Regions from separate parts of the Homo sapiens genome. Here region 2 is linked to region 1. The links are chromatin loops, found by intact Hi-C in ENCODE. Cell type or tissue: A673. All regions are shown on one strand. Each heading gives the region's core, and the rest is flanking DNA. Links, peaks and the distances in the headings are about the cores only.

Region 1 (7,863 bases), core at 1,520-6,519:
TCCTCCTGAGTAGCTGGGATTACAGGCATGCATCACCACACCTGGCTAATTTTTGTATTTTCAGTAGAGACGGGGTTTCCCTATGTTGGCCAGGCTAGTCTCAAACTCCTGACCTCAGGTGATCTGCCCACCTAGGCCTCCCAAAGTGCTGGGATTACAGGCATGAGCCACCGCACCCGGCCCCACATAGCTCTAATAGCAAGGTGATTTGCTGCACTCTCTCGGGCCTCCATGCTGTTTCCATGTTGTCCCTCAGCCTGGAATAGTTGTCCCCTCCATGCCCAACCAGTGAACAGCTTCTCTTTCAAGTCTCATCTTGAAAATCACCTAATCGAGAAAGCCCTTTCCAACCTCCCAGGCAGAATTCCGTGCTTCCTCTCCTATGTTCTTGTGGTTTCTGGTACATACTTCTATCACAGTGCCCATCCCGTTACTCAACTGTTTACCTATTGTCTCCCCGGCCAGACTGAGCATCTCTCAGATGCTCCATTTGTCTTGGTATCCCCAGTATTTGATATACAAGAGGTGTCCAATAAATGCTCATGAAATACATGATTGTAGTGGTGAGAGCCAGGCCTGACAGAGATCTCTTGATTGGCAGTCACCCTCCTCCCATGCCACAATTCCCCAGGCAGTCTTGGCTGGCCTTCCCTGGGCAGTGACGCTTCTGGTGTCCGCGGTGAGAGGATGGTGGCAGCTGAGTGTCTTAACCTTAATGTGCACACACCTGTGCCAAGCATGGCTCCCTAAAGGGCAGCCTTAAGAGCAAGATGAAACAACCTTGGATGTAAATGCGCCTGGCAGAGAAACTAGCCCCACTGTGACCCAGCTTGTCAGAGTGGATCCCCGTTGCGGAACGGATGTGCTGTGTTTGGGAGCTGACAGATTCCAGTCAAAATGGAAGGACCTAAATGAATTTAGATTCCACCTTTGACCTAGCCTGGATGCAGAGGCTCATGCCTGTAATCCCAGCACTTTGGGAGGCCGAGGCAGGCAGATCACTTGAGATCAGGAGTTCGAGACCAGCCTGGCCAACATGGCAAAACCCCACCTCTACTAAAAATATAAAAATTAGCTGGGCGTGGTGGCAGGCGCCTATAATCCCAGATTCTCGGGAAGCTGAGGCAAAAGAATCACTTGAACCCGGGAGGTGGAGGTTGCAGTGAGCCGAGATCGCACCACTGCAGTCCAGCCTGGGCGACAGAGTGAGACTCTGTTTCAAAAAAAAAAAAAAAATTCTACCTTTGACCTAAATCCAGTGTAGTAATAGCCAAGATAAGTAAGATAAGTACAAGCTCAAGAGTTAAGCTTCTGGAGAAAAGAGAACTGTATTTAACTTAACTTAGGTTGTAAGCCCCTCAGCAGAGGGGAGTGGATCACCTTTTTGATGAGAATACATGTTTTAAGATAAATATTAAAACCACTTCCAGCTGGTCATGGTGGCTCACACCTGTAATCCCAGCACTTTGGGAGGCTAAGGTGGGTGGATCACAAGGTCAGGAGTTCGAGACCAGCCTGGCCAAAATGGTGAAACCCCATCTCTACTAAAAATACAAACATCAGCCTGGCATGGTGGTGGGCGCCTGTAGTCCCGGCTACTTGGGAAGCTGAGGCAGGAAAATCGCTTGAACCCGGGATGCAGAAGTTGCAGTGAGCCAAGATCTGGCCACTGCACTCCAGCCTGGGTGACAGAGCGAGACTCTGTCTCAAACAACACAAAACAAAACAAAAAAAATATTTCCTAGTTTCCCAGTAGAAACAGGCACTGAGAGGTGAGTTTTGATCAGAATAGTGCTGCAAAATCCACTCATACTGCAAATATTTACTGAATGCTGGGCAGAGAGTTCACAAGAATTAACTACACATCATCTCATCCTTCAAGGTGATTATGGAATATTTAGAGGAAAAAGACAAATTTCTAAGAAAAGCTGAATAACAATAAAAGTTAAATAAGTAATGCAAGCAAGAAGACTATTTTTTTTTTTTTTTTGAGAGAAGTCTCACTCTTGTTCCCCAGGCTGGAGTTCAATGGCACAGTCTCGGCTCACTGCAACCTCCATCTCCCGGGTTCAAAAGATTCTCCTGCCTCAGCCTCCCAAGTAGCTGGGATTACAGGCGCCTGCCACCAGGTCCGGCTAATTTTTTTGTATTTTTGGTAGAGACGGGGTTTCACCATGTTGGCCAGGCTGGTCTCAAATTCCTGACCTCAGGAGATCCACCTGCCTTGGCCTCCCAAAGTGCTGGGATTACAGGCGTGAGCCACTGCACCTGACTCTTTTTTTTTTTTTTTTTGACAGGGTCTTGCTTTGTCACCCACTGGAGTGCAATGGTGCAATCTCAGGTCATTGCAACCTCTGCCTCCTGGACTCAAGCGATCCTCCCACCTCGGCCTCCAGAGAGCTGGGACCACAGGCACCGCCACCACATCCAGCTACTTTTTTTTTTTATTTTTAGTAGAGACAGGGATTTCACCATGTTGCCCGGGCTAGTCCCGAACTCCTAAGCTCAAGCGATTTGCCCACATCAGCCTCCCACAGTGCTGGGATTATAGGCGTGAGCCACTGCACCCTGCCAACTATTCCTTAAAGGCGTGACTCGCTGCCAAATGAGAGGTCTGAACCAGAAGTTCAGAGAAGGGAAAGAAGGTTGTGCCTCCAGGGTGGACTGATCCATAGGAGGCAGAGACCAAAAACGAGGCTCTCACTTGACGGACTGGACCAGCAAGATGGAGTGCATGGTGGAGGCGTGGGGGTGCATCTTGGTAGAAAAAAAGCCTTTGGGATTTGGGACTGGAGTTTCTGTTCTGTCATTTATTAGTGAGAGATCTCAGGCATTTTTAAAAAATCTTCTTTGCACCTCAGTTTCCTCATGGGTGAAAGGAATAATATTATCTACCCCACTGGGCTCCACATATCATTCAGACCACAAGCATCTGTGGAGTCTACTTATACTAAGCCCTTTTGATAAGCCCTGGAGTACAAGATGAAAAGAGAAGGGCCTGCCCTCAAGAGCTGCCAGAGAAGGAGGGGCAGTCACTGTTGGTCCCTCTCTTCATTTACCTTCCAGGGGTCTGTCTTTTTGTTTGTTTGTTTGTTTGTTTGTTTTGTTTTGTTTTTTGTGTGTGTGAGAGATGGAGTCTCACTCTGTCATCCAGGCTGGAGTGCAGTGGCACGATCTCGGCTCACTGCAAGCTTCGCCTCCTGGATTCAAGCAATTCTACTGCCTCAGCCTCCGGAGTAGCTGGGACTGGAACTACAGGCGCCCGCCACCAAGCCCGGCTAATTTTTTTTTTTTTTTTTTTTTTTTTTTTTTTTTTTGTATTTTTAGTAGAGACAGGGGTTTCACCGTGTTAGCCAGGATGGTCTCGATCTCCTGACCTCGTAATCTGCCCGCCTCGGCCTCCCAAAGTGCTGGGATTACAGACAGGCGTGAGCCACCGTGCCCGGCCCAGAGGTCTGTCATTTTAAAGCAGCAGTGGTCAGAACCATGAGCCACATACATGGAATGCAGGACATTGGTTCAGAAGTTTGAAGACAGAACAAGCTCTTCACCATCCACAACGGAAGGTTCCTGCCTTCCTGTCCCGCGTTCTGTGAGGAAATGCGTCTGTCCCTCTGGAGCTCCTGATTTTCAAGGCTTCTCCCCTGAGCTTTGATGAAGTCTGGGGGAGCCAGCGTCAAAGGCAGCACACTCTAGTCACCTGCGATCGTTACCCAAAGAGCCTGCTGTTGACCTCACGTCACTTCATTTTTTTAATTGCAAAAGACAACCACTAGGGGGCCTAGGAGCGAGACGCTGAGCTCCGATTCCATTTATCAGGCAAATAGCCTTTCCTTCTTGCTGAAAAACGCAGTCAAGGTCAACAAAACACACACCGTGGGCTGAGAACAATACCTTCTGCACCTTCTGCAAACGCTTAGTGAAGAACGCATCTCCCTTGAGGCTAAAAAATATTCTTAACTCAGACCATCCTCCACAGCCCATCAGGCTGGGCCAAGCGTTTCTTAGCCCTGATTCCATTTTTCAGTGTTTCCTTCTGATTAAAAGCCCTTTGGCACAGCAGGATTGTCTATAATAATGGTAAATGACTCACATGATGATGAGGCAATCTTTTCACATCCTGAGCTACAATCCGTCTTGTAAAGCCTTGCAACGGCCTCAATTACAGCCCTGGATTCTCAGCAGAGGCACAGAGTGGGGGTTTTTGCTTGATTCTCTCTCCCCTCTCAGTTTCCCACACCTTATGCAGAGGCTTGAATGTCTAATGTACTGTACATTAGACATTCCTATAGCATCCTATAGCATCCTATAGCAATCCTCATTAAAATCAATCACTCATTTGAAAAAAAAAAAAGCAAGCAAAGAAAAAGGAAGGAAGAAAGAAAGAAAAGAAAAGAAAAGATGGAGGAAAAAAGAAAGAAAAAAAATGATCAGGCCCCTAGGGGCCTCTGAGGTCACAGTAACTCAAGTCCCCATGACCAAAACTGGGTGGCAAAGCTTATTTTTCCTTAGCAGGAGTCTGCTTTTGCAAAGGTTCGTCTCTTACATTTTCTTTCAGACACTCACGCACACTCCAGCAACAATGGAAATGAACATAATTTCCCAAGCAGGTTGCCTAGAAACCACTCCTGTGTTTCTGAAACTAATTTAAACATGAAAATTCAGCTCCTGACTCATGCCAGGAATGCACGTCATAATTTTCTCAGTATTTTACTTTCTTTTTCTTTCACATTACAAAATAATGCATGCTTACTGCAGAAAAAAAGTGAAAAGAATATGAAAATACAAAGGTTCAGAAAATAAAGAATCTCCTGTAATCTCACTACCAGAGGCAACTTCTGTTGTCATTTGGGAATATTTTCTTCTAGGCTTTTTATTTTTCTATGCATTTTTAACATCATGGAGATTAACACAGATTTTACATCAAGATTAATAGTGAATTTAATTAGCATATTGTCAGTATTTCTCCATCTGGTGAAATTTTCAGAAACTTGATTTTTAAAAGACCGCATTATATTACAGTTCATTTTCCCAATATTAATCATTCTCTAAATGCTAGATGTTTAGGTTATTTCTAATTTTTCACCATTATAATGTCACAATGATCAACTTAATACAAAATAGTTATTATATCTTTATTTCTCCAGGATAACATCATAAAAGGAGTTTCAAAGAGGATAAACATTTCAAAACTTTTTAAATATTGAACAAATACATGTTTATGTTTTTTTTTATTAAACAGTACATTAAAAACAAATTTCCTTCTCCACTCTCTACAGGTAGCCCCTGTTTCTGTGAATACACAGCACATGTGTATGATTTGTCTATTTGACACTGTACATTGTTCTATCACTTGCTTTTTTGACTTATTGTATCTCAGACATCTTTCCATATCAATTCAAATTGATCCATTCTTTTTAGAATTTGCAGAATATTCCATTAGATGATGTATTATCACTTATTTGCCCTAGACAAAACCTCTTAATGCACTGGACACATATGCAGTGAGCTGGGGTCCCTAGCAATGGGTCTGAATCTATACTGTTCCATCCACACCACACCTTTACTGGAAGGGAACAGATGATGGCAAAGGTAACTGCCTTATCTGGCTGGAATTAGTGTTATATTCTAACCCAGAGGTCTCCAAACTTTTCTGATCTCTCCATTTACTGATTCAAATTTTGAGCATGCTCCCCTATTTATGTATTTTTTAAATTTATAGATTACATACATATATATGACTTTATAAAATAGAGTCACGTGCTACAAAACATTTCAGTCAACGCGAAGTGGCCACATATACTGTGATCCCATATACTGTGTAACCATTGTGTTATAACTGCCTACAATATTCAGTAAGATCACATACTGTACAAGTTGATAGCCTAGGAGCAAAGGCTATACCATTTAGGTTTGCGTAAGTACACTTTATGATGTCCACATGATGATGAAATCACCTAACAATGCATTTCTCACAAAATGTCCACATCGTTAAGTGACATGACTAAATTATTGTTCATCTCACAGGACAGACACCAAAAAGGATATCTTAGTGAATATCCATTTTGAATTAAAGATGAAATAAATATATTAAATTATTTATTTATATAATAACAATTGTATACAATATAATAAAAGAATTTTGCTCTTTTTGACAAGCACAATGTGACTGAATATGCTTCATTATATTTTAAAATATTGGTTTAACATCTTGTATTACAGTTACTCTGAGGTCTGATTTTAAATTCAGCATATTTTAATTGTCAATGTAAGGTTGTCGTCGCAGGAAGAGACTCCTCACAAATATACATAGATCTAAACAAAGAAGAGTATTGTTCACCAATCTTACAATCTCACCAACCAAAAATGCAGTATTTTGGAAATTCACCTTCACTTACAGTATTCAGTTTATCTTTGATTTGTGGTTACTTTGTAGAAATCTTTTAAAGCTAAGTATCCATTTTATGCACTTTAGTTTAATTAAAATTAAATAATATGTTCCCTGAATCCACTTACCCAGGCCCATATCCAAAAGCGGACTCTCAATCTCCCACTTCAAATCTGCATTTCCCTCCACTTCATCCCAGTTACTGACAACTCCAGGCTCCAGTTGCTCGGGCCAGAAAACTTGGGGCTCTCCATTGCCCCTTCCCTTTCTCTCAACTCCACATGGAATTAATCAAAAAATCCTAATAGCTGTACCTTCAAGACATATCCAGAACCCAAATGCCCCGTGTCCCTTTTCCTATCACTGTCCTGGTCTAAGCCACCATCTTCTCTCGCCTGAAATACCGAAATGACAGCCTGACCATGTGGCCGGTTCCTGCCCTTCCCCTCCATGGTCTGTGCATCACAGCAGCATGTGTGTGTCCTTTAAGAGTTGTATTCTTTTTAATTATTTTTTATTAGGAAAAGATTTAAACTTACAGAAAGTTACAAGAATAAAAATACTACAAAAAATAGCCTGTTCCCTTACACCATAGCCACCTATAGTTAGCATTTTGCATGTCTTTTATCTACCTACCCAGCTCTCTCTCTCTGTCTCCTCTCTAAATACTAATATTTCACGGCCCTTTACTCCTAAACATTTCAGTGTGTATTTCTTAAGAATATTCTCTTCCATAACCATAGTTCAGTTACAAACCTCAGTAAATGTAACATTGATAAGGCCGGGTGTAGTGGCTCATGCCTGTACTCCCAGCACTTTGGGAGGCCAAGGCGGGTGGATCACTTGAGGTCAGGAGTTCAAGACCAGCCTGGCTAGCAGGGTGAAATCCCCTCTCTTTTAAAAATACAAAAATTAGCTGGGCGTGGTGGCACATGCCTATAATCCTAGCTACTCGGGAGGCTGAGGCAAGAGAATCGCTTGAATCCAGGAGGTGGAGGTTGGAGTGAGCGGTGATCGTGCCACTGCACTCCAGCCTAGGCAACAGAGAGAGACTCTATATTTAAAAAAAAAAAAAAATTGATATAGTAGTTTTATCTAGCCTACCATCTGTTTTCTCATTTTCTGGTTGACCCAATGATGTCTTATATATCATTTTTTCCCTTTTAGTATAGAATACAGTCTAAGATCAGGGTTACATACCGTATTTAGCTGCCGCAACTGTTGTCTACTTTAATTTGGAAGATTTTACACTGCCTTTCTTTGTCTTTTACAATACTATCATTTTTGGAGAATACTAGTCCCCTCTTTTCTATTTTTAAATAGAATTTTCTCATTTGGGGTTTTTTGATGTTTCCCATCATTAAATTCAGGTTATGCATTCCTGGACAGCACATTAAATAGGTGATACTGTGTCCTTTTTGGAGCATCACATCTGGAAGCACACAAGGTCCATCTGCCCCTTACTGGTGACATAA
Region 2 (7,863 bases), core at 1,712-6,711, 320 kb after region 1:
CTAGATTTTAAATTTATTTTCACAGTAGCTACGCTAGCTTTTTTTTTTTTTTTTTTTTTTTTTTTTTTTTTGAAACAGAGCCTCGTTCTGTCTCCCAGGCTGGAATGCAGTGGCGCGATATCGGCTCACTGCAAGCTCCGCCTCCCGGGTTCACGCCATTCTCCTGCCTCAGCCTCCTGAGTAGCTGGGACTACAGGCGCCCGCCACCACGCCCAGCTAATTTTTTTTTTTTTTGTATTTTTAGTAGAGACGGGGTTTCACCGTATTAGCCAGGATGGTCTCGATCTCCTGACCTCGTGATCTGCCTGCCTCGGCCTCCCAAAGTGCTGGGATTACAGGCGTGAGCCACTGTGCCCGGCCTTTTTTTTTATTTTTTTATTTTTTTGTTCTTTGAAGTTAACAAGTACTTTCCTACCTCAGAGCCTTTTGTTCTGCTATTCCCCCAAAATAGGTTATTCTTTCTTCCCCTTTTAATCTGGATTACTACCCCAATTTAGACATCCTGTTTTTCAAGGAATCTTTCTGGTTAGCTCTCTTGCACTTATTTTTTGTCATAATTATACTAATTATAAATAAGTAATAATTGGTAAGTTTACTTGTTAGGGGCCTATTCCACCTTAGACTGTGAATTCCTTGATGTGCAGGACTATTTACATCTATTTAGTGTTCTACTCCCAACCTCTGTCAGCATTTTTGAAAGTATAGTGGGCGGCCGGGCACAGTGGCTCAAGCCTGTAATCCCACCACTTTGGGAGGCCAAGGCAGGTGGATCACCTGATGTCAGGAGTTCGAGACCAGCCTGGCCAAGACTGTGAAACCCCATCTCTACTAAAAATACAAAAATTAGCCAGGTGTGGTGGTGGGGGCCTGTAATCCCAGCTACTCAGGAGGCTGAGGCAGGAGAATTGCTTGAACCCAGGAAGTGGAGGTTGCAGTGAGCCAAGATTGTGCCACTGCACTCTAACCTGGGCGACAGAGCAAGACTCCATCTCAAAAAAAAAAACTAGCCGGGCGTGGTGGCGGGCACCTGTAATCCCAGCTACTTGGCAGGCTGAGGCAGGAGAATCTCTTGAGCCTGAGAGGCAGAGGTTGCAATGAGCTGAGACATTGCCATGGCACTCCAGCCTGGACAACAGAACAAGATTCCATATCAAAAAAAAAAAAAAAAAAAAAAAGAAAAGAAAAAAAAGAAAATATAGTGGGCAACTAATAAATATTTATGGATTAAGCCAACAGTCAAATGAAAGAATCCATGTTTCCATCTTCTCATTTTCCAAAAATTTGGTGATCTTTGGTCATCTTCTCATAGGGCAACAATTTTATAATATTATTTTCCATATAGAGAATGAAAAGATAGTCTCAATTAGCCAGGCGTGGTGGCACACACCTGTAGTCCCAGCTGCGCAGGAGGCTGAGGCAGGGGAATCCCTTGAATCCAGGAGGCAGAGGTTGCAGTGAGTTCACTGCACTCTAGCCTGGGGGACAGAAGGAGACTCTGTGTCCAAAAAAAAAAAAAAGGAAAGAAAGAAAGAAAAAGAAATACATTGCTATGGTCCAGAAACGGGGGACAACTCAAAGGGGTGGGAGGGGGCGCTTACAGGCTATAGGTGAATTTGAACATTTTCTGGTTAACAATTGGTCGAGTTTGACTAAAGATTTGAGATTGATAGAAAGGGAATGTTCAGGGTAAGATAAAGATTGTGGAGACCAAAGTTCTTTGGAAGTCTTATAGTGACTCCCCTTAGAGACAATAGATGACAAATGTTTTCTGTTCAGATCGTAGTTAATCTCTTTAGCATTGGGAGTGTCTGGAGGAAAAAGATATAGCTACGTTAATAGAGATCCTTTACAGATGCAAATTTCCCCCACAAAGAACAGCTTTGCAGGGCCATTTTAAAATACGCCAAAGAAACATGTTTTGGGGTAAAATACTTTGATTCTGGCCAGGCGCGGTGGCTCACGCCTGTAATACCAGCACTTTGGGAGGCTGAGGCAGGCGGATCATGAGATCAACAGATTGAGACCATCCTGGCCAACATGGTGAAACCCCGTCTCTACTAAAAATAAAAAAGTAAGGCCGGGCCTGGTGCGGCGGCTTACGCCTGTAATCCCAGCACTTTGGGAGGCCGAGGTGGGTGGATCACAAGGTCAGGAGATTGAGACCAGCCTGGCCAACATGGTGAAAACCCGTCTTTACTAAAAATACAAAAATTTGCTGGGCGTGGTGGTGCGTTGCTGTAATCCCAGCTACTTGGGAGGCTGGGGCAGGAGAATCTCTTGAACCAGGGAGTCGGAGGTTGCAGTGAGCTGAGATCGCGCCACTGTACTACAGCCTGGCGACAGAGAGAGACTCTGTCTTAAAGAAAAAACAAAATACAAAGGTTAGCCTGGCGTGGTGGCGGGCACCTGTAATCCCAGCTACTCGGGAGGCTGAGGCAGGAGAATTGCTTGAACCCGGGAGGCAGAAAGGTTGCAGTGAGCCAGGATTGCACCACTGCACTCCAGCCTGGGCGACAGAGGGAAACTCCGTCTCAAAAAATAATAATAATAAATAAAAATAAAAATACTTTTATTCCTTATCTGGTAATTCTATGCCAGAGTCAGGTTGGAAAGTCAGTCAAGATATATAGGGTTAAATAAAACCCATCTGGCTGGGTGGGGTGGCTCACTCCTGTAATCCCAGTACCTTGGGACCTCAAGTGATCTGCCTGCCTCAGCCTCCCAAAGTGCTGGAATTACAGACTTGAGCCACCACGCCCAGCCCTGCTGGTTGATTTTTTTTTTTTTTTTTTTTGTGACAGAGTTCAGCTCTCTTGCTCAGGCTGGAGTGCAGCTGTGCAATCTTGGCTCACTGTAACCTCCATCTCCTAGGTTCAAGTGATCCTCCTGCCTCAGCCTCCCCAGTAGCTGGGACTACAGGCATGCACCACCATGCCTCGTTAATTTTTGTTTTTGTTTTTTTGTTTTTTTTAAATTTTATATTTTTAGAAGAGATGGGGTTTCACCATATTGACCAGGCTGATCCTGAACTTGTGACCTCAAGTGATACGTCCTCCTCTGCCTCCTAAAGTGCTGGAATTACAGGCATGAGCCACTGCGCCCTGCCTTACTAGTTGGTTTCTTTTCTTTCTTTCTTTTTGACATGGAGTCTCACTCTATCACCAGGCTTGAGTGCAGTGGTGTGATCTCTGTTCACTGCACCTCTGCCTCCCAGGTTCAAGCGATTCTTCTGCCTCAGCCTCCCGAGTAGCTGGGATTACAGGCACACGCCACCACACCCAGATACTTTTTGTATTTTTAGTAGAGATGGGGTTTCACCATATTAGCCAGGATGGTCTCCATCTCCTGACCTTGTGATCTGCCCGCTTCAGCTTCCCAAAGTGCTGGGATTACAGGCGTGAGCCACCACGTCCAGCTGATTTCTAACGAAACATCAGAATTATGCTCTGAATAGGAAATGCAGAGGTGGTACAATCCAATATAAAACAATCCCTCTGTTAGCCAGTCAAGCATATATACACAATCTATAATTTATTTAATTGAACAAATATTTATTGAGTACCTATAGGTGCCAGGCACTTAGGATACATGAGTGAACAAAATAAAGATCCTTGCCCCCACAGAGCTTCATTCTTACAGAATGTACATAATAGTCCCTTGCTTCAAGTTAGTGTCAGAGCTCCCAACTCCAAGTACCAAGGAAGTAAGAGTTCGGAAAGAGTTCCTCTATTCTTTTCATATCAGCTTTCCCATTTATCCTTAATGGGCAGTGGTCCATTTAGGACACCTTCATTTAGGTCCATTGAGCTGCCCTACATGGCCACGCCTCTTTTTTCCCACAAATATACAATCTCCCTTTGGGATCTTCTCTTTCTTTTCTCCTCCCTCCATGACAGAGACTTGCACCCTTTCCCTAGGATCCTATCTCTTTTCTACATTTGGCACAGGCTTGAGCCATTCAGCTCTGCTCCACTTTAGATGAGATCGGGAGTGTATCAATCCTATCCATGGTGTATATACAATCAGACTGTTCACATTGAAAAGACTGCCCTTCTCTGTTAATATTCAAAAACAGTCTCTGTCTGTCTCTCTCCCTGCATTTAGTCACATTGCCAAATATCCCTTCTGTTCCCCATGGCATGTGCTAAATACCCCAGAAAGGGAATGGCACACAAGGAGGAATAAGTCTGTCTTGCAACACTAACTGTGACAGACTCAGGGATGCAGATCATGGTCCAGCCATGGAGTTTCTTATGAGTAATAGCTTTCTTTCTTCTTCTTCTTCTTCTTTTTTTTTTTTTTTTTTTTTTGTTGTTGTTTTTTCAGGTGGAGTCTTGCTGTGTCACTCGGGCTGGAGTGCAGTGGTGCAATCTGGGCTCACTGCAACCTCTGCCTCCCAGGTTCAAGCAATTCTGGTGCCTCAGCCTCCCAAGTAGCTGGGATTACAGGCATGCGCCACCACACCCAGCCAATTTTTCTATTTTTAGTAGAAACAGGGTTTCACTATGTTGACCAGGCTGGTCTCCAACTCCTGACCTCAAGTGATTCGCCTGCCTTGTCCTCCCAGTGGGCTGAGATTAGAGGTCTGAGCCACCACACCCAGCTGTATTATTAATTTTGAATCTATAAATATATATTAAAGATTACTTGTTAAAATGTGAACAGTGGGCCTGGGTTGGTGGCTCACGCCTGTAATCCCAGCACTTTGGGAGGCCAAGGGGGGTGGATCTCTTGAGGTCGGGAGTTCGAGACCAGCCTGGCCAACATGGTGAAACCCCGTCTCTACTAAAAATGCAAAATAGCCAGGCTTGGTGGTTTGCACCTGTAATCCCAGCTACTCAGGAGGATGAGGCAGGAGAATCGCTTGAACCCAGGAGGTGGAGGTTGCAGTGAGCTGAGATCATGCCATTGCACTCCGGCTTGGGCAACAAGAGTGAAACTCCATCTCAAAAAAAAAAAAAAGAATTTAAAAAGTCAAACTCTGAAAATTTCATTTAAATAATTAAATGTGATGCTGAGAGAGATTTTATTTTTATTGTGAATGTTGGGTGTGTGTAATATAAAGAACACCGAGTTGGCACTAACTTTAACGGAAATAAAACTTTGGTGGAGATCTTTTGGAGGATATATCTGGTGCATGATTCTTCCTTTCTCTGAAAATTGTTACTCGTTTCCCAATTCATTAATGGTGGTTCACTTCACGTTTTAGACATGACCCTGCACACTTGGCCCCAGTTGATTAAACAAGGCATGCGCATCTGGAGAGGCAAACCATAAATCATCAAAAAAAAATAAGTAAATTATTTTGTATTCTAGATGGTAAGTTCTATGGGAAAAAGAAAAAAGAATTCCATTTGTTGTCCTTGGCATTTCTTATTTGGACTAAGAGATTCTAGTTTAGTCTGAGCTAATCTAAGATGTAGGCTATGTAAACTCAGAAGATGAGAGGTGGCTGGGTGTGGAGGCTCACACCTATAATCCCAGCATTTTGGGAGGCAGAGGCAGGGAGATCAATTGAGTCCAGGAGTTGGCCTGGCCAACATGGTGAAACACTGTCTCTACTAAAAATACAAACAAGGCTGGGCATGGTGGCTCACGCCTGTAATCCGAGCACTTTGGGAGGCCGAGGCAGGCGGATCACGAGGTCAGGAATTCGAGACCAGCCTGGCCAACATAGTGAAACTCCATCACTACTAAAAATACAAAAAATTAGCCGGGGCTTGGTGGCTGGTGCCTGTAATCCCAGCTACTCGGGAGCCTGAGGCAGGAGAATTGCTTGAACCTGGGAGGCAGAGGTTGCAGTGAGCCAAGATCACACCATTGCACTCCAGCCCAGGTGACAGTGAGAGACTCCGTCTCAAAACAAACAAACAAACAAGCAAACAAAAGATGAGAGGTGATTCTCTACTGCATGTCATGTGGACTGAAAAGCAAAGAAGGAGCTCTTTTTAAAGAGCAAAGTATGAAGGGCCGGGTACAGTGGCTCACACCTGTACTCCCAACATTTTGGAAGGCCAAGGCGGGTGGGTCACCTGAGTTCAGGAGTTTGAGACCAGCCTGACTAGCATGGTGAAACCCCATCTCTAGTAAAAATACAAAAATTAGCCTGGCATGATGGCGTATGCCTATAATCGCAGCTACTTGGGAGCCTGAGGCAGGAGAATCACTTGACCGCAGGAGACAGAGATTGCAGTGAGTGGAGATCATGCCATTGCACTCCAGCCTGGGCAACAAGAGTGAAACTCTGTCTCGGAAAAAAAAAAAGAATGAAGGAGATGTTGAGAGGGAAATTAGGAGTAGAATGTATTGCTGATACCATCTTTCAGTTCTTACCTGACTCCTTTCTTGAAGTCTAGCTGTAATTTTACTTGGGTTCCATGAAGCACCCCTGTTATCATTATTATACATATGATGATGATTTTATATATATATATATATACATTTTTTTCCTTGCTTAAGCTAGCTTAAGTTCATTTCCTTTGCTCCTAGAAACCAAAGAGAACTAACAGCAATAATGGCAATAATATGAACAATATTAACAATAGTAGGCTGTGCACGGTGGCTCACGCCTATGATCCCAGCACTTTGGCAGGCCGAGGCAGGCAGATAATGAGGTCAGGAGTTCAAGACCAGCCTGGCCAACATAGTAAAACCCTGTCTCTACTAAAAATACAAAAAATTAGTTGGGTGTGGTGGCAGGCAACTATAATCCCAGCTACTCTGGAGGCTGAGGTAGGAGAATCACTTGAACCCGGGAGGCGGAGGTTGCAGTGAGCCAAGATCGTGCCATTACTCTCCAGCCCAGGCAACAGTATGAGACTCCGTCTTGAAAAAAAAAAGAAAAAGAAAAAGAAAATAGTAGACAACAGTTATTAAGCACATATTATACTCCAGGCACTGTGTTAAGCACTTTTAGGTACTTTATCTCATTGAGATTATAGGTGTGAGCCACTGTGCCCAGCCTATCCTGTGCTTTCTAAGGACTGAAAAAATAACTGATGTATTCTAGAAATATTTCCAAAAGAGTGGAAAGAAAAGGAGTTTTCTGGTTAAGATTTAATTTATCAAATAATTCAATTAACAAGAAACTTCGTGTATCCTGAAAATTATGATATATCTCAGTTATGATTAGAAAGTGAAATTAGTCCTTAAATTTCCTGCAGACTCTGCTTAATTTTCTTTAGTCTCTAGACAAGTCTCTGCATAACTGAACCCTGTAGAGTTTTCCCAAAACAGTATTTATCTAGGTAGCCCACATTCCAAGAACTGTGCAGTTTCTATAATTACTTGGAAAACTTCATAAGGCAAAAGTTGCGCAAATCCTTGGCACATCTCTCAGACAAGTCAAATAGTGTTGGCTACCAGTTCTAATTTGGTTACATTTCCAGTTAAACTAGAAATTTGAAGTTCAAGTACTTAACAATCTGCTGGGTATTATATAACAACTTTTTTTTTTTTTTTTGAGACAGTCTCACTCTGTCCCCCAGGCTGGAGTGCAGTGGCATGATCTTGGCTCACCGCAACCTCTGCCTCCTGGGTTCAAGTGATTCTTCTGCCTCAGCCTCTCAAGTAGCTGAGAATACAGGCGTGAGCCGCTGTGCCCGGCCTATAATGACATTTGATTGGTTATAAATAATAGAAAGTGTTTCTCTTGGCTGGGCTCGGTGGCTCACACCTGTAATGCCAGCACTTTGGGAAGCTGAGACAGGAGGATTGCTGGAGCTCAGGAAGGAGATCAAGGCTGCAGTGAACTGTGATTGCGCCACTGCACTCCAGCCTGGGCAGAGTAAGACTCTTCCTCAAAAAAAGAAAAACAGGTAGGGAGAAAGCAGTGGTTCACGTCTGTAATCCCAGCACTTTGGG

The links. Peaks named below come from ENCODE experiments on the same cell type or tissue, not always from the same donor. Only the 100,000 strongest peaks of a DNase experiment are listed, where the experiment ranks them.
Region 2: a loop joins it to region 1, with 2.7 times the contacts of the local background. A loop is called at or near these places in 2 of 110 quality-filtered maps.

What each region holds. Positions count from the first base shown.
Region 1 is chr4:40,313,211-40,321,073 of GRCh38, reverse strand. All of the region lies in intron 2 of LINC02265 (long intergenic non-protein coding RNA 2265), which reads right to left. Among named protein-coding and RNA genes, the nearest start is that of LINC02265, 10 kb to the right of the region's middle. RefSeq lists enhancers at 3,754-4,053, 3,662-4,500. In A673, for the core only: CTCF peaks have their summits at 3,584 and 3,789 (motif pointing right); DNase peaks (open chromatin) are centred at 2,583, 3,783, 4,103 and 4,573; H3K4me3 peaks cover 1,312 bases; H3K27ac peaks cover 3,367 bases.
Region 2 is chr4:39,990,934-39,998,796 of GRCh38, reverse strand. No RefSeq gene overlaps it. Among named protein-coding and RNA genes, the nearest start is that of PDS5A, 17 kb to the right of the region's middle. In A673, for the core only: no CTCF peak of the experiment used is centred there; no DNase peak of the experiment used is centred there.